Linked DNA regions of Homo sapiens: region 1 is linked to region 2. A link is a loop called in an ENCODE intact Hi-C map of the cell type or tissue named here. Cell type or tissue: mammary epithelial cell. All regions are shown on one strand. Each heading gives the region's core, and the rest is flanking DNA. Links, peaks and the distances in the headings are about the cores only. Region 1 has its middle 9.8 kb from the start of STK33. Region 2 overlaps DENND2B (DENN domain containing 2B).

Region 1 (2,915 bases), core at 99-2,598, 170 kb after region 2:
CCTGCCTTGGCCTCCCAAAGTGCTGGGATTACAGGTGTGAGCCACTGTGCCCGGCCCATAATGAGGTTTTTAGAGTGTTTTATTGCCAGGGGAATGATGAGCCTAGACTAACAGAAAACAATAACTGTTGAAGACATTAAATGGCTCTTGGGCTTTCAATAATCTATGGTAGAGAATGCTCAGGCTCTTAACACACCTAAGAGTTGAGAAGGCTGCTCAGCCCCCAAAGAGGTTTATGCCTCAAGCCCCACATCAGCAGGGACACTAAAATGTGAAGAACCTCTTTGAGGGCAGAAGCAAGGGATAAGGAGAACAACAGGCAAGGGAGCTACTTCCAGGGACCTGAATCAGAAAATAATGAATAATTCCCGACCAGACTAGGAGGCCCTCAAAATATTTGCCCACTTGGATTTCAGAATTGCCATAGCCAATGACTCCTGTGTGCCTCCCATTCTTCCCCTTTCCTACGTGGAATGTCTTTCTCTGTTCTATAATCTACCTTTCAAAATCTTTACTCATCTTTTAAAAGCCACTTCATTTGTCAACACCTCTAGAATTTCTCCCTGTTATTCTGGAGAACACACCTCTCTCTTATCCGTCTCTTGCTCTGCTTCAGGGACACCTGGGAGTCTCCTGACCCTGCCCCCACACCCCCAAAGAGCCATAGATATGGAAGAAGTACCAAACCCCTAGTCATCCTTGACTCTTCCCTCTGCTTGGAAGGCTCTACCTCCAAAACTTCTCAAGGTCAGGGTTGGCTCCAATCACCCTTTAGATCTTAGCTCGCACCCCTCCTCAGAGAGCTTTTCCTAACCACACAATCTGAAGTGGACCCAGGCACTCTCTCACAGCCCTGTTTCATCGTCATCATGGCACTTACTATGAGGTATGTTTATCTTTTTCTTCGTCTTGTGTTCTTGCTCACTGTCTGAGTCACAGAGGGTGTAAGCTTCCCTGAGAGCAGAAGTCTTGCTTGGATCCTGGAACAGTGCCTGTAGTTGCTCAATAAGTATTACTTGAATGTATAACTCAGATCTCTGTCAGCCAACCCTACATTTCACTAGGAACATAAGTCTTAAGAAGACTTGTCCAAGATTCCTCATGAGTCATTGGCGGTGTCTGGACTAGAACTCAGGCTTGCAACTCAGGTCTCTATAGGATCTTTCAAAATGTCTAGGGCTGAAGTAGTTCCTGGACTCCAGACAAGTGGCAGAGTGAGAGAGGTCCGAGGTTCATTCCCGGTGTTGCAGTGTGCTGCAAGCCCCATAGGTGGCGCCGGGGCACTCATTTAGCCCCAGGGATCGTCAGAAAACTTGTTAAGGGCTAACCCTAGGGGGAAATTTTGATGAGGAGCAGGATATTTGCATAGTCCTAAATTGTCTCTCCACTGACTGCTCATTGTTGTGCAGGAAAAGTTGTGAGGGAGGAAAAAATATACAGCAATTGGAGTATTATACAGTGGAGAAATCACATAACATCTTGATCATGTGCTCAAAATAACATCACCAATAAGGGGCAGGTGGACATACTGTGCACCCAGATGTAATGCTGTGAGAAGGACATGATGTCACCCATGATACAGTATTGCTGCCAAGGATGCAGAACCTGAATCTCATTACAGAGAAACATCAGGCAAACCCACAATGAAAGACGTTATATTAAGTAAAGGCAGGGGATAGGGGACTGGATTCTTTAAAAATGTCCCTGTCGTTAAAGACAAAGAAAAGCTAGGAAAATGTCCAGGTTCAAGGAGGCTAAAGAGACATGACAGCTAAATGCAATTCCTGACCCTATATTGGGTCCTGTAGTGGAGTGAGGAAAATGTAATAGAAAGGACATTCTTGGGTCAACTGACAAAATGGGGATATGGAGAGTAGATGAGATTATTGTATCAATGTTAAATGTACTAAAGTTGATAACTGAACTGTGGTTATATAATTGAATATTCTCGTTTTTAGAAAATATGCACTGGAGTATTTAGAAGTCAAGGTCCTTAGTGTATGTAACTCACCCACAAATGGTACAGAACAAAGCTGTAGATGTATATCTTTTTTTAATTAAACATGCATACACACACACACACATATATAGAGAGAGTGCTATTAATAAAGCAAATGGTGTAAAATCTTTTTTTTTTTTTTGAGATGGAGTCTCGCTCTGTGGCCAGGCTGGAGTGCAGTGGCGCGATCTTGGCTCACTGCAACCTCTGCCTCCTAGGTTCAAGTGATTCTCCTGCCTCAGCCTCCTGAGTAGCTGGGACTACAGGTGTGCACCACCACACCCAGCTAATTTTTAGCAAAGACGGGGTTTCACCATGTTGGCCAGGATGGTCTCGATCTCTTCACCTTGTGATCTGCCCACCTCGGCCTCCCAAAGTGCTGGGATTACAGGCGTGAGCCACCGTGCCTGGCTGATGTAAAATCTTAATAGGTGAATCTGGGTGAAGGACATATGGGGGCAGACACGGTGGCTCACATTTTTTTCTTTTAAAGTTAAATTATTTATTCAAATATATTGAGGGGACTCAAGTGCAGGTTTCTTACATGCATTTATTGTGTGGTGCTGAAGTCTGGGCTTTGGTGTATCCATCACCTGAATAGTGAACATTGTACCCAATAGGTTTTTCAACCCTCACCCCCTCCCACCTTTTGTATTCCCTAATATCTATTATTTCACTCAGTATATGTCCATGTGTACACATGTTTAGCTCCCACCTGGGTGGCTCACACTTTTAATTCCACAGCTTTGGGAGGCCAAGGTAGGAGGCTCACTCTAGCCCAGGAGTTTGAGACCAGCATGGGCAACAAAACAGGACTCCATGCTTGAACCCAGGAGGTTGAGGCTGCAGTGAGCCATGATCATGCCACTGTACTCCAGCCTGAAAGACAGAGCAAGATTCTGTCTCTATTTAAAAA
Region 2 (2,915 bases), core at 225-2,724:
GCATGCTCCCTGCCAGGAACCAGTGTCCTTGGGTCTCAGCTGGGGTGTGTCCCCACCCCAGCCATCTGGAAGGTCAGAGGAATTAGCCACTAGAATGTGCCCATTAGTGGCTTTGAGGGGTTACAACCTGTCAGTGGAATCTGAAGCCCGGGAACTGCCTCTCTCCCAGGGCTTTTTGGAGTTGGAACAGCCTGACTGTTCTAGCACTGACTGCTCCCTTATTTGGACAGTAAATTTTCAGGGTGAGATTGGACTTCTCTTTTGTCTTGGGAGAGTTTTTTGTTTTTTTAAGTATTTGACATTCTTGTGAGTGATTTTCAAGGAGATAACACGACATCAGAGCTATACCTTTCTTCACCTGATTCTTTCCTTGGTCTCTAGTCCATCCACTTATAAGACCCAGATGGGGGCCAGGCACAGTGGCCCACGTCTGTAATCTCAGCCCTTTGGGAGGTCAAGGCGGGCGGGTCACTTGAGGTCAGGAGTTCGAGACCACCCTGGCCAACATGGTGAAACCCCGTCTCTATTGAAAATACAAAAATTAGCCAGGTGTGTTGGTGGGCCCCTGTAATCCCGGCTACTCAGGAGGCTGAGGTGGGAGAATCTCATGAACCTGGGAGGTGGAAGTTGCAGTGAGCCAAGATCACGCCATTGCACTGCAGCCTAGGCAACAGAGAGAGACTCTGTCTCAAAAAAAAGTGAAAATAATAATTAAAAAAAAAAAACGAAAAAAATAAGAAGACCTAGATAGGGTTCCTAGACTGCCCACTCATCTCAGTCTCCCCAGGGGAGAAGCAAGTAACATCATCCTATAGACAAGAGGCAAGGTGTCTGAGGCCCCGGGGTTGGGCTTCAGGGCCTGGGGGCAACTTCCTGCCCAGCCTTGAGACATATGTCTTGGTTTTGGGGAACTTGCTGTGCCCCTTGACTTGTGGATTTGTAGTTTATCAGCCCAGCTTCATGTGGGGCCAGGATGGGAGCAGGGCACAGCCAGGAGTTGGGGTGGTGGTGATGAGATGGTGGATGGTAGTGGTGCTACTGAAGGGGAAGAATCTTCTGTGGCGATTTTGAGAGCACACTTCCTCTCTGTCAGAAGCGCAACTCTGTCAGCTTCTGGCTTTCCTTCTGATGGATCCCTGTAACCCTTAGGAAAGTCATTCAGCTAATGGCAGTGACACTAGATTCTAATGGAGGAAGGGAAAGCAGGAAGGAGAACATGTTTCTGTCAACAAAGGTGTGCTTTCACTAGTCAGAACTTGCTATAAGGCAGCCTTCAGCCTTTCAGGTGATTACTGTGCTTTGGGATTAAAGTGTCCTGCCGTTTCTGGAAGAGACTGCTAGTCATAAAGACAGGTAGGGCTGAAGGGTGGAGGTAGGGTCTCCAGCTGCAGTTGTCAAGAACCCAACGTGAAGGCTGACTGAGCAGAGAAACTGCTGCTGCCCAGAAAGAAAGCACTTTTAGCAGTGGTAAGTCCTTTGCATGCACTATCTTACTCAATCTGTACAACAGCACTTCGTGGTTGGAACTGTTCTCTCCATTTTACAGATGAGAAAACTGAAGCTTACAGAGGGTAGGCAACACATCCAAAGCTTCATAGCTGGTAGAGGCAGAGTTTCATACCCAAAGATCACCCTTTTCCCATTGTTTCTTACAGAGGAAACTGTGATAAGCCATTATTTTTTATAAATGTTACATTTTAGAATAGTTTCAGATTTACAGAACAGTTGCAAAGATAGTACAGAGAGACAGAGAGTTCCCATAGACCCTGCAAGCCATTAATTTTTTTTTTCCTCCTTTTCTGGTCCATTTTATGAGAATTCATTGGGGGTGGGGAACAGATTTGGAATGAGGACATTTTTTCCAGAGATTCCAACTTGGTAATTTTTTTCAGTAGGATTTTTTGAGCGTCCATCAGACTACATTATTTCTTCCCCAGTTCTGCTCTGCCTCAGCTCTGCTGGACTGGGCTGGGCCTGGCTTTGACATCTAGTTTCAGAGTCAAATGCCCCACTTTCTGACTCTGTCTCAATAGGGTCAGATGGTAATTGGGTTTCCGAGAGTTAGGAAGGCAGGTAGGTGTGGGGAGGATCTTTAGCAGCTGGGCTTCTGGATACTCTTCTGTCTCTGATGGGGCTATGACAGGGGAGTGTTAATATTTTCAGCTCATGTTTGATGGCATGGAGCCAGAGCCCTCCCGAGGGTCAGAGGCAGCGTCTCTGGGGTGAGGCCTGTTTGCTTGGATGCCCTCGAGTCTGTCCTTGTATGGTGCCAGAGTGGCTCATGGTGGTCGCTGCTGTGGGCCCTGGCCGTGGTCTGCAGGCAGGCAGGCTGGCTGGCTGTAGGCAGGAGAATATCCCTAGGTAGCTGGTGTGCTTTGCTTTGGGTCCCAGGCACATTCTCCATTTAAGGGAAAGGGGTCTGCAGTCTTCTTGGCTCTGGGTGTGAATGGGCTGGCCTGAAGTCTGCTCATGGCCTTTGCTGGATGTGCTTTTTCAATGAGATCATTCCAGAATTACATTCCTATGAAATTATATTTCACTCAAGATGTAAAGCTGGATTTGTGTAAAAGCACTGGCACTAAAACTCAGGGCTCAGAGCGGGGCAGAAATGAGAAGAGGGATAAACAGCTCTTCTTTAGGAGGAGGGGAAGGAAAGACAGAAAGAGAGAGAAAACAGTTGTTAAAGGATTTTGCATTGAAAATTGGTGCGCTGTAAGCATACCCAAGGAGTTGGGATTGCCACTCACCCCTGGAAAGGCAGGCTTGATGTTTGTTGTCCCAGCTGCCTGCCACCCCCAGGCAGTTTGGAGGGAGATGCCCTTGAGGCTTCAGTGTGTAAGGTTGCTGGAACGCTGGAGCCGCCCAGGTGTCCCCTGGTCATGGCACTCTAGGCCTATCCCTGCCTTTCTAGCCTC

Evidence for each region. Hi-C counts contacts between places; a loop is a spot of excess contacts. Peaks named below come from ENCODE experiments on the same cell type or tissue, not always from the same donor. Only the 100,000 strongest peaks of a DNase experiment are listed, where the experiment ranks them.
Region 1: a loop joins it to region 2, with 4 times the contacts of the local background. A loop is called at or near these places in 2 of 110 quality-filtered maps.

The regions. Positions count from the first base shown.
Region 1 is chr11:8,602,522-8,605,436 of GRCh38, reverse strand. No RefSeq gene overlaps it. Among named protein-coding and RNA genes, the nearest start is that of STK33, 9.8 kb to the right of the region's middle. RefSeq lists an enhancer at 1,070-1,571. In mammary epithelial cell, for the core only: a CTCF peak has its summit at 1,270; a DNase peak (open chromatin) is centred at 1,026; H3K27ac peaks cover 869 bases.
Region 2 is chr11:8,772,674-8,775,588 of GRCh38, reverse strand. The region is part of intron 1 of DENND2B (DENN domain containing 2B); the gene reads left to right. All of the region lies in intron 1 of DENND2B-AS1 (DENND2B antisense RNA 1), which reads right to left. Among named protein-coding and RNA genes, the nearest start is that of DENND2B-AS1, 5.4 kb to the right of the region's middle. RefSeq lists an enhancer at 978-1,157. In mammary epithelial cell, for the core only: no CTCF peak of the experiment used is centred there; a DNase peak (open chromatin) is centred at 1,248; H3K27ac peaks cover 1,227 bases.